Linked DNA regions of Homo sapiens: all the other regions are linked to region 1. The links are chromatin contacts, found by Hi-C or POLR2A ChIA-PET in ENCODE. All regions are on one chromosome and are shown on one strand. Each heading gives the region's core, a stretch centred on a gene start or an enhancer-like site at or near the end of the contact. The rest is flanking DNA. Distances are from core to core; before and after follow the strand shown.

Region 1 (3,490 bases), core at 851-3,350:
TCGCGGTTTTGGATTAAACTTGTCAAAAGCCTTAGGTTGTCTGTCATGGTATTTCAGACAACTGCAGTTATAAAGCTTGGTGATATGTGTTTATGCATTTCCCTTTTTGAGCTGTTTCTTTATGAATATAATTTGTCTGTCATAACCATTATACTTCTGAGACTCTCATTAATATACCTGAATGTTTATGCTTGCACAACTATGGACTTTGTTATTACCTAGTTCATTGTGAAAAGGTGGCCTATGAAGTGTTCTATCATGTTTTTATATGTTTTTCAAATAAACCTCCCTAAAAAATATAAATATCTTTTAAAGAATTAACACATTTTTTTTTGTCAGAGTTATATTTTCTGGATTTTTATCTTTTGAGATTTCAACATTCGGGATTATGGCATTCAGGATTGTGTCTTTGGGGATTATGATCGGCTTTGTCATAGGCAGGCCATCATTCCTCTTTGGATCTTGAAAGGTTCGTTTTCTCTCCAAGAGAACGCTCCTTTTCTGTTTATAGAGATTTGTATTTGACAACTAATTCAGCACAGTTTTAACCTGTAATGGCAGTAAACCTAGTCTCAATTTTCATGGGATGGGAGAGGTGGGTCGTTGTAATGTAATGTTGATTTTGTGGACTCAGAGTTTTTGCTTTGGAGTTGCTTGTTGAATCAACTGATTACCAAAGCAGACTCATTTCCTTTCCCCACAGACCTGCCCTTTTCTTTCAGTTCCAGCATCAGGTGGCTTTACTTCTCTCTTTCTCATTTAGGTGACATCTTTTACTCCTTCCTCTTTCTTCCTCTTTGGCCATCAAAGTCCTGGAGATTCAACTTCTGCAATATCTTCCATCTGTTTCCTCTCTATCCCTCCTACCCACTCTCTCATCAAACTCCAGAATGTGGGTTTCACGAGAGAAGAGATTTTTGTATGAACAGCATCTGGCTCATAACAGGCTTGTCATTTTCTGTTGGATGTTGAGTGAATTATGTTGTAACAAATGCTGCAGCCATTTTTCCTAACCAATCTCTGCACACTGGCCTCTTAAATAGATCTTTAAGAAACAACCGATATTCTTGTTTCAAACCTTCCAGTGGCTTATCTTAGGCCTCAGAAGAAAAGTTCAAACCCAGAAACTGGCTTACATCACAGGTTATCATAACTTCAAGTTCCAACCGTTTCTGGGTCCTGGTACCCCCCTGTACCCCCCCCCCTCCACATACACAATATTTGGCAGCTACACTTGCTGTTTCCTGGACCCGTTGTTTTCACTGTCCCATTCCTTTGCTCGGAATGTTTTCCCTTTTGTCACCTACTGAAATCTTACCCATCCTTTGCACCCTTGATGACACCTAAAAACCAGCTCCTGATATTCAATGACTTGTCACCTCATCTTTGCCCCTGCAGGTTGTTGAATCTATTTTGCCACTATGTCTTAGATTTTGGTTAATTGCAAATATCTGAGCATATGGGTCCCATGAAGGAAGGGACCTTAGCTTGGTAATTTCTAATCCGTGTGCCTAGCATAGTGTATGGCACAAAGTAAGTGCCCAATACATGGTGGAGAGTCTTGTTCTTTTTGATGGAGATGCTACTCTTACTATTGTAATTAATGCGATTATGATGACAGAGGGATCAGCCTGAACAAAGGCTTAGGGCAGAGGGCAGGATGGCTGGAAAGATGCGTGGTGTTGATATAGTATTGACGTCATTACTGTCATGCAGTGGTGGCTATCGTGATCCCCGCCGCACAGGCGGTTCCTTGGGACCTCTGGGGGCCAGTCATGCCAGATCTGGCCACTAGGTGGCACCCGTGTTCCACGAGCGCTAGTCGGAGAGCAACCCGCGGGCTTGGGCTCAGGCTCAGTGCAGGATCTGGCTTGCTGACGCTTGCCTGGCCAGATTGGTGTTCAGCCCTGCCCCACGTTGGCACCCTAGAACGTTGGCACCCTAGGCTGGCAGGATCCCTCGACTGGCCACAAACCCAGCTTCTGCAGGCTCGACCCCAGTCAGGTCCCACAAACATTGATTTGTAATTACTGTTTCCTGCAGATTGGGCGATGCCCCTCTCCTAGGCAGCCCATCTGGCCATTAGTCGGGTTGGCAGGAAGTGCTGAGAAGGTCTAAGTCCCAGATCAGACGGGGCACAAGTGAATCATCAGCTCTCTCAGTCATAGAGTCAGCCCTTCAGTGGTGTATACCAAGAGTGCCAGATCTGAAAAAATGTTTTCTCTAGGCAGCCTCCTACTGTCCTGCCTCCCTGCACCCAGCCTAGCCCTCGGAAATGTCACACATCTACCTGTCTTTATAATTATGGCCCAACCACTGTCTAGCGTTTCCTCTGAGCAACAGATGACTTGCAAAAAATGGGTGTCACAATGTGTTGGAGGGAGATTGAGAGTAGCCTTCTGCAAAGAGGATGCCCGGATGTACTCAGGCAGGCGAGCTGATCCTCTTTGGGGCCTGTCCTGGCCACATGTGCCATCTTCCTTCTGTAGCTGTCTCAGGCTCATCTTCCCAGCAGAGGCTTCCTTCGTCCTCGACACCTAGGCTCTGTGGGCACCCAGACCTTGTCCCTAAACTGTCAGTGGGTAACACAGCTCTTGGCACTGTCTTTTTAAAGTCCACTTCCAAGTCAAAGGTTGTTAGGGGCTGTTAGCTCTCATTTGGGAGCCGGAGTTCTTACTGTAATTGTTCATGAGCTCATGGAAATAGAGGGGTTTAGTTTGTCTGTTTCATACTCAAGCACAAAAGGGGATATGATGAGAACCCTCATGTAGTCATGTACTTATGCATTATATGTATCACATCTGTGCAGGGTTCTGGAAGGGGTGATGTCTTTGAGGTGTTTATATGGCCTATGACACAGGACACAAGAGGCTTAATCCTTCCCCACCCCACATCCACACATGCTCTGGGGGGAATGTGTTACACAGGAAGAGCCAGGCTAGGAAGGCTTCTGCCTGGTCTGCTGTGTGGAAGCAGGGAGGGACTGGGGCGGGGAAGGCAGGGTATAGGAAGCCATTTAGAGCCTGGATCACAACCAGGAAATTACTCCTCTGCTCCAAAAAAGCTTAAAATACCTTCTCTTCCACCAAAGAAAACTCACAGGATGAAAATACATCTAAGAGAGGAACTCAACAGAGCATGAAATAGAGATAAAGCTGTATCTGCTCAAACCATTCTGGGCTTTGGGCCCCAAAGGAAGTGCACTTCCCTGGCAGGTGTGAGGACGACAGAGTGTTTGGCTCGTCAGGTAAACCCTGAGAAAGGGTATATAATCGTCAGGTAAACACTGAGTAGGGATATAATTCCTTCTGTGAATCCCACCTAGGGCCCTAGTGCTGAAGGATAGGAGAGCAGCCTGGAGCACAGGAAAGACGACTAGCAGAATTTAGGGCCTGCTGGCTGGGCACGGTGGCTCGCGCCTGTAATCCCAGCACTTTTGGAGGCAGAGGCAGGTGGATCATTTGAGGTCAGGAGTTCAGTACTAGCCTGG
Region 2 (3,588 bases), core at 44-2,543, 410 kb before region 1:
GTGGTATTTAATCTTTTGAGATCACAGACCCCTTCTTTGAAAAGTATGAACCATCTCCCCAGAAAAAAGACAGGTGTATGTAAAATATTCTTGCATTCAATTGTAGACTCTCTGCCTTAGCCCTAGATTTTTTAAAACCATATTTTAAAGCATGGCTCCCCTAATTATAGAATTGTCAGAGGCGTCTGAACCAGAGCAACTCCATCTTGAGTAGGGGCTGGGTAAAATAAGGCTGAGACCTACTGGGCTGCATTCCCAGACGGTTAGGCATTCTAAGTCACAGGATGAGATAGGAGGTCAGCCAAGATACAGGTCATCAAGACCTTGCTGATAAAATAGGTTGCAGTAAAGAAGCCAGCTGAAGCCCACCAAAACCAAGATGGCCATGAGAGTGACCTCTGGTTGTCCTCACTGCTACACTCCCACCAGCACCATGACAGTTTACAGATGCCATGGCAATGTCAGGAAGTTACCCTATATGGTCTAAAAGGGGAGGCATGAATAATCCACCCCTTGTTTAGCATATAATCAAGAAATAACCATAAAAATAGGCAACCAGAAGCCTTCTGTCAGTGGAGTAGCCATTCTTTTATTCCTTTACTTTCTTAATAAACTTGCTTTCACTTTATGGACTCGCCTTTAATTCTTTCTTGCGTGAGATCCAGTAACCCTCTTTTGGGGTCTGGATCCGGACCCCTTTCTGGTAACAGAATCTTCCAGTGTTAGAACTAGACACAAACTTAGAGATGATTTTTGTGAAAGCACCTTATTCCTAGTGGTGTGAAAGCTGAGGTCATTTGGGATAATAAATGGTTCTGCACATTTTCAAAGAGCTAACCCTCATTGTCAACACTACCTTGAACTAGTTGCCCCACTCCTAATTTGCTCCTGTCAAAACACTGCAGCCAAATGCAACAATCCAGTGCCACAAATGGCTGCTGCCAGGATGTCAGTGAACATTTGTCGAGCACCCGAACCAGCATTGGGCGCAAGAACAGCTCTTGCCCTTGAGAAGCTCAAACACATCTAGAGGAGAAACAAACAAGAACAATATAATGTAATATAACACATGCAATTACAGATGTTTGAACTAGGTTCAGAGGTGCCCTAAAGGAAGGTGCTACAGGCTCTGCTTGATTGGATCATGCGAGGCTCCCAGAAGAGGAAACGTGTATGCAGGGACTTGAAGAAGAAGAGGAAACACTTACTCAGGGACTTGAAGAATGAGCAGAAGGGCCACGGAGTGAAAGAGCCTCCTGGCTCAGGAGTCCAGCATGCAGGAGCAGAGAACACTGAAACAGCCTGAGAACAGGAGGAGCTGGAAGTGGCTGGGATTGGCTAGAGCATAGGGTGTGTCTGAGGAAGAGGAATGATGTGGCTGGAAGAGAGGGGAAGAGCCAGACCTGAGGGTCTTGGATATCACTCTGAGGGGTTTGGACATAAAGAAGAATATCAGCCGATGTGATGGATTAAGGAGCTCCTTCCTGGGGGTGGTGCAAGGAGGCCAGATAGTCATCTGTCCTGGATGGCCTTCCGAGGGGCTGGGGGTAGGGGTGGGGTGGGGCTGGAGTGAGGGCAGCCTCTCTGAGATCCCTATCACCTCTCTCTTTAAAAATCAGCCACTGCCAAACACTAGAGAACCTAAGAAGGCCCCTGTAAAGCAGAAACGACAGGCAGTCAGCCTAGAGTACACCTTTAAAAAGTCAGTAAGACATATACACCAGAAAAGGACCATGCTTCTCCATTAAAAGATAGCCAAATGGGAGGAGGCCTTCTCAAAAATATAGGGAAATTTCTCACTTGATGTATTGATGTTTTTCCTCTGCAGAGCTTCACATTTTTCATCCATTCTTAAAATTGAGCCAGTTTAGCCCTAGGAGGTGGGCAGGCTCTGAGGAATCATCAATCAAGAGAAGAGAACATCGCCAGAAACACGTAAGGGAAACGTTTCCATGTCACTACTTCTCAGGATTCCTGGGCATTAAGGGTACTTAAGAAGTGCTTGTAAGGAGTGTGTTTTCTCCCAAGCAAACACATAAACAAAAAATTCTAATTACAGGGACACTGCATTGAGTCTGTCCTAAAGTTGTTCTGCCTGTATTCACCACTAGGTGTCATTAGAGCCCTCTTTTAAAAGAAACAAAGCTTCAAAAAACACTGACCTCAGGAGAATAATTTTTCCAGTGTTCCTATTTCTCAGTTAAAAAAAAAAATATATATATATATATATATATATTTTTTAACATGAGTAAAAATTGCAAATGTTCAGGACTTAGCTCTTGAATGGCTACTAAAGATTATAATTCCTCAGACTACCTGCAAATATCATGAGTCTTACAGAATCACAATACATTTTTATTGAAATATCCATGGTAAATATACATCTTACAGGAAATTCCATTGCGTTTACACTATTTATTTAATAGAAATAATCTCTGGGATTATTTGCATTTATTTCTGAAGGAGGATGTTTTTCCTTCCTGAGAATAAGTTCAGGAAATGGGTGAAATGTTCAGGAAGTTAGCTAAATGCTGATGTAAATCCAAAAGGAAGGTCTGTTGTTGTTTCTTTCTTTTTTTTTTTTTAAAGGGGTGGGTGGGGGGGACACACAAAAATGCTAGGAAGTGGTTCTCTCATTCACTTATGGAAAAATGTTATACTGAATTTCTGATTTAAAAGGAAGAGGATTAGAAAAAAATGTGGGCCCATGATATGGTTTTCTGTAGATCTGGTTAGGCAATTCACAGTAGTTAGCAAAGAAAACTGTGTCAAGAAACAAAATCTACATGGGAGACATGACTTGGATTCAGTTTGTCCTAAATTAAACCTTTACTATGAAATTTGAATCGGCTACTCTAAGAAATAAGTCGTGTTAGAAAACTCTGAGTCCCGAAGAGCTGGTGGGGCCCCTTAGCACTACATAAACAACTAAATGCTACCCTCTCCTCCCAAGGACCCTGTCCCCTCCACTAACAGTGTCATGCTGACCCTCGGACTGCAAGGGGGAGTCTGAATGCAGTGAAACTCAAGATCTCCAGGGCTACTTGGTCAGTGTTGCAAGCTGCCGTGGCCTCTGGCGTTATTTATCTTTAGTTTGCAACGTAGGGGTGTGCTGTATCGGGTGTGCAGAGCAAACAGAAACTCCTTGCCTCTGAAACACTGGCATTTTAGAAAGCAAAGATTCGGCTCATTGACCAGAGCTACAGAGGACACAATTTGTTGTGGCTTCTCTGAAAATCACCCCCTCCTTTCCATCTCTCTGCTACCACCTTCATTCAGGCCTTCATGGTTTCTCATCCAAACCGGTCTTCCTGTCTCCTGCTTGCCTTCTTCCCAGCCCACAGTCCACACGGCAGACAGAGCAAGCTATGTAAAAACACCAACAGGGACATGAACCTTCCTTGCTTTCAAACTTTTGCCGACTCCCCTGTGCTGAGCGCAGGAGAGAATACGGCCTCCAAGGCCTTTCATAACTTGGCCTCAGCCCACCTTCCCTCCCACTCCAAGAATCTCAGGCTCCAGTTACACTGAGCCACTCACTGCCCTACACCTCCTGCAGGCAACTCTCTGCCAAGTTTATTCACACAT
Region 3 (3,696 bases), core at 341-2,840, 370 kb after region 1:
CATTCTCTGGTATAAAGAACTAAATCTCCTTGGAGAAACGAATGACTCCAGAGCTGAGGCAGAGGAACTATGAGCTGATCTTGGGGCATTTTATTGTTCTAGAAAGTAAGGACTACACACACACACACACACACACACACACACACACACATTCATAATAAAGCAAATGATCAAAATGTACATAAATGGTAAATCTGGGTAAAAGTTACATAAGATTTTCTTGTACTTTTCTTGCAATTTTTGCGTAAATTTGAAATTATATTACAGTAAAAATTATCAAAAAAGTTGAGGGCTAATTAAAACAAAAGTCAGAATGATGATAACACCTTTAAGGAAGAAAAGACAGAGGCTATGGGGAAAGGGCATATAGGAGCATATGAAGACTTCTGAGGTGCTTGGAAATTTTTATTACTTAATCTCAGTATTAAATACCTGATTATCTTATAATTATTACTGACACTCTCAATTTATACCTATTTCTATAGATATGATTACTTTCATGAAACAAAAAGAGACACCAATGGGACAATAAGTTAGCATCCAAGATGACACTGTTTATTTGTGATGAAGTCAGGGCTAAAGCCCAAATCCATCAAGTCTGTTTCTCTGTCAGGTGATAATATTGGCGATGATAACAAAGTTAATATGCAGTTAGCCAGAGAACTCCAAATCCTGACCTCAACCATCCATCTTTCTCTACATAGTCCTATAGGGAAACACATGCACAGAAAAATGCCCTGTTGACTGAGAAGGCAAAACTTTAATACTGACCAGGTTCTTGATCCCTAAATGAGTAAGCTAGGCAAAGTGTAGACTTTTTCTAGACTAGAGATGGGCAGGTCTGACAAACATAGAAAGCTAAATGGACTTCTCCATCCCAGTCTCCCTAACTATACCAAATTTTTGGATTGTGTGTGATCCTAATGATGAAAAAAAATTTTCACCAGAGCTGCCCACTTGGCAAGAGAAACAAAAAGTCTCCGTCTGTCTAGGCTTATTTATATTCTGCTAAAGTTTTTTTCATTCCTTAGTAAAAGCTGCCCAATTAGGGTTCTTGCCCTCAACCAAGTAAAAATGATACTTACACTTGAGAATGGAGTAGAAAGTGAGTTGTGAGCTTGTTCTGGCCAGTAGACAGTATCATCTGTTTTTATTTATAAGCTATCCTAGGGACCAACAATGAGACCACAGAGGCAGGTATACAACTAGAGATTCACCAGTAGTGTAAATATGAAAAACTTCATATATTAGAGACTGTGGTATCTCATGAATAAGTCCAATCATAACATTTCTTTGCCTGCTTTCTTCTTATGTGACTATAAAACGATGTCAACAGTGCATTTAAATTTTCCTGCAGAGAGGAAATATGCAGATCACAATGAAGGTAAGAATATGCTCACAACCATATGTTTGTTCTCACAAAAATATGTGCCAATATAAGAAATGTTCCATTTTGAAGTTTTTGGCACCATGTGGTGGTGGTGGGTTGAAACTTCCATGGTGGGTTCTTTTGTTGTTTTTTTTCTCCTTTCATATTGTATCTTTACATTTTTCAGTCTAAAGGTTTCTTTACTACCACCTCCTCCCTTACCTCCTCCCTGCTCCCCAACCTTGATCCTTTGTATTGAGCACATTCCAAACAATGTCATATTTCATATACTTAGAGACAAAGAAAATGGTTGCTTAGCAACAAGGTCCTGGTAAAAATTTTAAGCATTCTTTTACTTTTACTTTCCATTTAGGGCAATGCTCAGGAAGCTGTTTTCAAGGAGATCCAGGACTAGGAGAAAAAGTCTTCAAAAAATATCTACCTAAAACAGAGGGAGGAGGGAGGAGGACATTAACTAAGGGCTTGTGGCCACAATGCAAGAGGCATTCTCAGTAACAATGAGAATGGAGAGAAAGGATCGGAGAGACTTGGTCTAGGGTGGGACAGAGAGCTTCATCTTTCCATTTTCCGTCTCGTTCCTTTGACTTCTCCAAAGCTTAACGTGGGATTCAAATGAATTAGCTGAGAATGAAAGGCACAAAGGGAAGCCGGCCCACACTGTATCAGCCACTCAAAGTGATTTTGTTTTGAGAGTTTTAGGTATAGACTGGGAATGGCAGAAACTGAAAGCTTATTTTGTCTGTTATGAGACCTCCTTAAAATATCTATCTCACCTCTATAGGATGACTATTACTATATTTCAACTGATTTTCTATCAGGGACATTTTCCCACATTATTAAATATTACATGAAAATGTGTTTTTTCAGAAACTTATGCTATGGGTATCACAGGACTGACTTACCTATCCCTGATTGTACGTTTAGTTTATTCTGAGAAACTTGCTTCTCTTAATGTTACTTCTATTAATGTTACTTCTATGAATTTACTCTTATACAACTCTCAGAAAATTTCCATAGAAGAGGCAGCCAATAGCAGAATTGATAGATCTGAAAAAGTCTTTTATTTCCAACTTTTAAAATATTCTTGATATATGTAGGCTAATTGCTTCCAGAAAACTTGTACTAATACACAAGTGAATATTTTCTGATTTGGTGGGAAATAACATGATGATTTATTTAGATATTATTTGGTTACTAGTAAGATTGTATATATATTTGTTTGAGTCCATTTATTTTTTAATGAAGTTTCTGATCATGTTATTGCCCATTTAGTTTCCATTTGAGTATTTTTGTTGATTTATAAAGCGATTACACAAACACACATTCACACGCACACTCAGGAAGTATTCTTTATACAATGACAAATGAAGTAAGAAGGTGGGGTCACAAGAGGAGGAGCTAATATAAAGGATATACATTTGTGGTGATATTTGTTGAAAATATTTTTCTCAATTTGTTATTTGCCTTTTACTTTATGGCTTTTATTCCATTTTATTTTTGATGTGCAGATGTTTTGTGTGTTTTTATAGCAGATTAAAGAGCACAGTAGTGAAGAACAGAGACTCTGGCCTCTATGATGCATTTGACTCTTGGCTCTGACATCTCTGTGATGTGTGATTTTCATCAAATTACTTTAACTTTTTTCTGCCTTAGTTTTCTTCTCTATAAGATGAGCATCTTAATAGCTTATGGGGGATGATGAGATTTCATCAAATTAAGACATATAGAAAGCATATAGCATGATGCCTGGCACACCACCAATGATACCTGGCACAACACACCAACCACTCAATAAGTTAAAGTAACTAGCATCATGTCGCAAATATACCAATCTATTCCATTGTGATTTCTCCCATAGCTTTTATGTTCAGAAAGTCCAAATCTCGAGAAAAACTATAAAGTGTCTGTTAATCTCTTATTTTCTTCATAATCTACTTATTTATTTAGTTTATTTCTTTAATGCACCAGAATTAATGTTGGTCTATGGTAAGAAGTGAGTTAACTTTATTTTTCCCCAAAATGTAAAAAAAAAATTTTTTGTTAATTAAACTTCCACTTATCATTTGTTTGTATAATTTCTTTATCTTTTACAAGTTTTTACATACACTTGGATCTGTTTCTGAATTATCTGTTCTATTCTGTTGTTTTGCCTTTTGATTTCTATTCTAGTGGCATATTGGAAAAAATTAGTACAAGTTTTAATATTTAGCAGGTGAATTCTGATCTCATCGTTTTTAATATTCTCTTAGCTATTTTTAACTGTGAAATAGTTCAGGTGGTTACTTGAACCATTTTAATGTACTAAA
Region 4 (3,211 bases), core at 659-3,158, 370 kb before region 1:
TAGAGACTCTAGAATCTAGAAGGTCAGGTGCATGGTACAGGAAATTGCATTTCCCTTCAAGTATCCCAGGTGATGGTGTCAGTAATTTTTCAGACTTTACTTTGGGTATTACTAATACAGGAACATCTGAGCTAGGCAATTTATATTGAGAAGGCCCCTGCCAGCTGATTGCCATGACCTAAAATATCTTTGTTAGAGTCTACCCGAGAGAGTAGAGAATGTAGGTGGAAATTGAGTCTAGAGACCATGATGCTTAGATGTTTTCTTTAGGAGTTTCTCATGGTCTCCTCTGCTCACAACAGGAACCTGTACGCTGAATAAAGGGTTGCTTCTAGCCCATTTTCTGTGAGAATTTAGTGAAGCCATTCCCTCTAGGTAGATACTACCCTGTGGGGTTCACAGCTTGGTAAGGGAAGTAAGGCTAGATTTTAGCCCCACTTGCCCAAATCAGGGTATTTTTGTGCACTGTACAATCTGTACAACTGTACATGATGTCCTTACGAAACCCTTCTGCTGGTTTTCACTGAGGAAGGAGCATTTGAGGATTAATAAGATAAACAAAATGAGCTCTTTGGGGTGCCCAATAAAGCCCTAAACAAACAGCATTATTTTCATTCCTGAGTTCAAAATAAATTAAATAAATAGGTCAAAATATTACCTTTATTAGTGAGAGAGGCTAGACTGGTCAGTGAATGCTATAGCTCTAGTGATAGCTGCCCTTTATTCACTAACTCATATATATACCAGGTACTGAATTTATATTATTTCTAAACCTCCTCCCCAAGTTTTGGAGTTAAATATTATGATCCCCATTGTGTAGATGGGGAAACTGAGTTAGTAAGTTGGAGAAGCAGGATTCAACCCTAGACCTGACTAGACCCAAAGCTCCCAGCTTCTTATTTGGCACTGCTGCTTCTGGGGAACCAGCTGGAACTTCTACAACCAAAACCCAATTAAATCAACCAACAATTCTTAAGAGATTTCCAAAGTTGTCTCCTGGCAGAGTTTTTCTCTTTCCCTGAGGTTCTCCTCCGGCACAAGCCAGAAGGCCTGGCTCTTCCAGCAGATGCAGAAATGTGCAAAGCCTTGGGTCTTCCAGTTCCAGGTTATTTCTCATTGCCCCTGGGAGCACTAGGTCTAATGCCAGCACGGATGTACTATTTTGAAACTAAATGCATTTCTCAGAAAACTCAGGCAGAGTGCCATTCAAGGATATATTTTATATCATTACCCCACAGTGCAGTATCACTGCTACTGTGCTTCAGCCTGGGCCTTGCTGTCTATGGAGAAGAATTGCTTTATTTAGTGTTTACCTCCCAAGCATGTCAGGAAAACCACAATAAAACCCAAAGGGGTAGGCTACTTTCATCATTTCACATGGCTTTCATCATTACAAAGATACATTTTTTCGTGGGATAGTTCTTGTCTTAGGTCACGTTCCTTAGAAACCAACCGTGAGATGGGGATTTGTGCTCAAGTGATTTATTGAGTGTTTTTAAGAAGCGGAGTGAGACATAGGTGGGAATTGAACAATGAGAACACTTGGACACAGGGTGGGGAACATCACACACTGAGGCCTGTCATGGGGTGGGGGGAGGGGGGAGGGATAGCATTAGGACATATACCTAATGTAAATGACGAATTAATGGGTGCAGCCAACATGGCACATGTATACATATGTAACAAACCTGCATATTGTGCACATGTACCCTAGAACTTAAAGTATAATTAAAAAAAGAAAAAAAGAAGGGGAGTGAGAGAAACAGGACAGGACAGAGAAAGGTGTTAAGCAAGAATTTGGCTTCTACTGACGTCTTGCTTCACTCTGATCTCATGAGGAGGCTTCTACTGACGTCTTGCTTCACCCTGATCTCATGAGGAGCACTGAATCACAAATTGTACCACAGAGTTAAACCCACTTTAAAGTTGAAGGGGTGCGGGTGGCCTTTTGTACTCCCCATGACAGTTAGTCATGGGCCACCGGCTGCAGAGGTCAAGTCTATGTGTACATGTGCATGTAGCCTCCTGGTCAAGGTGGCTCCCATTAGCTCAAGGTCTCTTCCTCATGGCCAAGGGCAATTCTCCAGAGAAAGTGGAAGCTGTGAGTTGTATTAGCCAACTCTCCGTGCAGCTGGCGATAACTGCCTGGGTACACTGGCTCGTAAAGGGGACCCAACAGGGCACCAACAGCATTTCTGAATCATAAGACACGAGAGTCATTTGAATCTGAGTATTGGTTAATTAATCTCAGAGTTCCCAGAGACTGTGCCTCATTATATATTCCTTTCTATGCATTTAACTGGTGAGTAAGCCAAAGTGAAAATCACACAGCAAAAGACCTATGGTTCTAAGTTTCTGTAAGTAAAGATAATACTCAAGTAACTTCACCCTATTTCAACATTCAGCCAGCCTGCTGAAATACATAACTTTGAATGTTACCGCATATGTTCCATTTTATATGCTTTTTCATAACCAACAATACTGCATATAGTTTAGTCTTGCAGTATGACCAATAGGTGGCACCAGAAACACCCACACTTATTCCAACTACATAGTATGTATATATGTGCTAAAATTTCAATCCCTCTCTACTTAGTTTTTTCATGTTGAAAAGGACCTCATGATGTTAAATCTAAACCCAAACTTGGTAACTTATAATTTCCCATTTGCTATTTGACCTCTTTCTTGTAGGGTTATGTGAGCATGAAAAAAATAGGGTGATAGGGGCAGTCAATTCAGAAAGAAAACATCTATTCATTAGCAAAAGGAAGGAAAAAAGACTGGAGCCCTGTATCCTTTTCCTTCAAGGTCTCTTGAGTGTATAAATGCCGAAGATTATTAGGAAATATTTGAATAACAGGATAAAAAAGTCAAGGATACTGCCTCCAAAACATGAACTTTATTCCCCACTGAAAACAGACTTGGATGGCAACCAAGTTGTTCAAGGATTGCCCTGGCCAATATCTGACCACAGGGTTCCACTCTGGGAAAGGTTTTTGAGTCCGGCAGTCACCATTTTCAAGTTTGTTTCTTTTGAAGTTTGTACTTTATTGTTGGTGAAAGGAAGTAAAGGGAGGAGGGGGTGCTACATCTTCCAATTTTTTTTCCCCAGCAATCCAGCATTGTGCTCTTTTCCTACATCAGACTATTCCAAGGAGCAGAACGACTTAGAGGAAAAAGTGCTCAATTGGAAATTAGGCTACAATACACT

Evidence for each region. Hi-C counts contacts between places; a loop is a spot of excess contacts on that map. ChIA-PET counts read pairs that join two places held with the same protein, here RNA polymerase II (POLR2A). Pooled maps may share reads with other maps.
Region 2: a map of OCI-LY7 shows a loop between it and region 1 (4-fold over the local background). The contact joins the promoter of PRSS23-AS1 here to the enhancer-like site in region 1. A Hi-C loop is called at or near these places in 12 of 168 maps with a recorded cell type or tissue (CD4-positive, alpha-beta memory T cell, Caco-2, GM12878 and 9 more), 6 of 37 single-sample maps with no recorded cell type and 25 of 50 pooled maps. POLR2A ChIA-PET finds 5 or more read pairs at or near these places in 1 of 52 experiments (activated T-cell).
Region 3: a map of OCI-LY7 shows a loop between it and region 1 (2.8-fold over the local background). The contact joins the promoter of LINC02711 here to the enhancer-like site in region 1. A Hi-C loop is called at or near these places in 11 of 168 maps with a recorded cell type or tissue (A673, Caco-2, HCT116 and 8 more), 28 of 37 single-sample maps with no recorded cell type and 13 of 50 pooled maps. POLR2A ChIA-PET finds 5 or more read pairs at or near these places in 2 of 52 experiments (PC-9 and activated T-cell).
Region 4: a map of naive thymus-derived CD4-positive, alpha-beta T cell shows a loop between it and region 1 (17-fold over the local background). The contact joins two enhancer-like sites. A Hi-C loop is called at or near these places in 1 of 168 maps with a recorded cell type or tissue (naive thymus-derived CD4-positive, alpha-beta T cell) and 7 of 50 pooled maps. POLR2A ChIA-PET finds 5 or more read pairs at or near these places in 1 of 52 experiments (activated T-cell).

Annotation. Positions count from the first base shown.
Region 1 is chr11:87,351,136-87,354,625 of GRCh38, forward strand. No RefSeq gene overlaps it. Among named protein-coding and RNA genes, the nearest start is that of TMEM135, 310 kb to the left of the region's middle. Within about 2 kb of position 2,101, at least 4 of the 41 ENCODE cell types and tissues checked have a DNase peak (open chromatin) inside an H3K27ac peak, as active enhancers do; they include OCI-LY7, PC-3 and ascending aorta, where a contact is called at or near this core.
Region 2 is chr11:86,937,192-86,940,779 of GRCh38, forward strand. PRSS23-AS1 (PRSS23 antisense RNA 1) reads right to left here and starts at 1,294. Exons shown (of 4, transcript NR_187135.1): 1 at 1,209-1,294. It also overlaps a transcript of PRSS23 not described here. RefSeq lists an enhancer at 3,218-3,588.
Region 3 is chr11:87,717,821-87,721,516 of GRCh38, forward strand. It overlaps LINC02711 (long intergenic non-protein coding RNA 2711), which reads right to left and starts at 1,591. Exons shown (of 2, transcript NR_135090.1): 1 at 1,086-1,591; 2 at 534-706. The region is part of intron 3 of LOC107984361 (a long non-coding RNA gene); the gene reads left to right.
Region 4 is chr11:86,976,468-86,979,678 of GRCh38, forward strand. All of the region lies in intron 2 of FZD4-DT (FZD4 divergent transcript), which reads left to right. Among named protein-coding and RNA genes, the nearest start is that of FZD4-DT, 22 kb to the left of the region's middle. Within about 2 kb of position 1,909, at least 5 of the 41 ENCODE cell types and tissues checked have a DNase peak (open chromatin) inside an H3K27ac peak, as active enhancers do.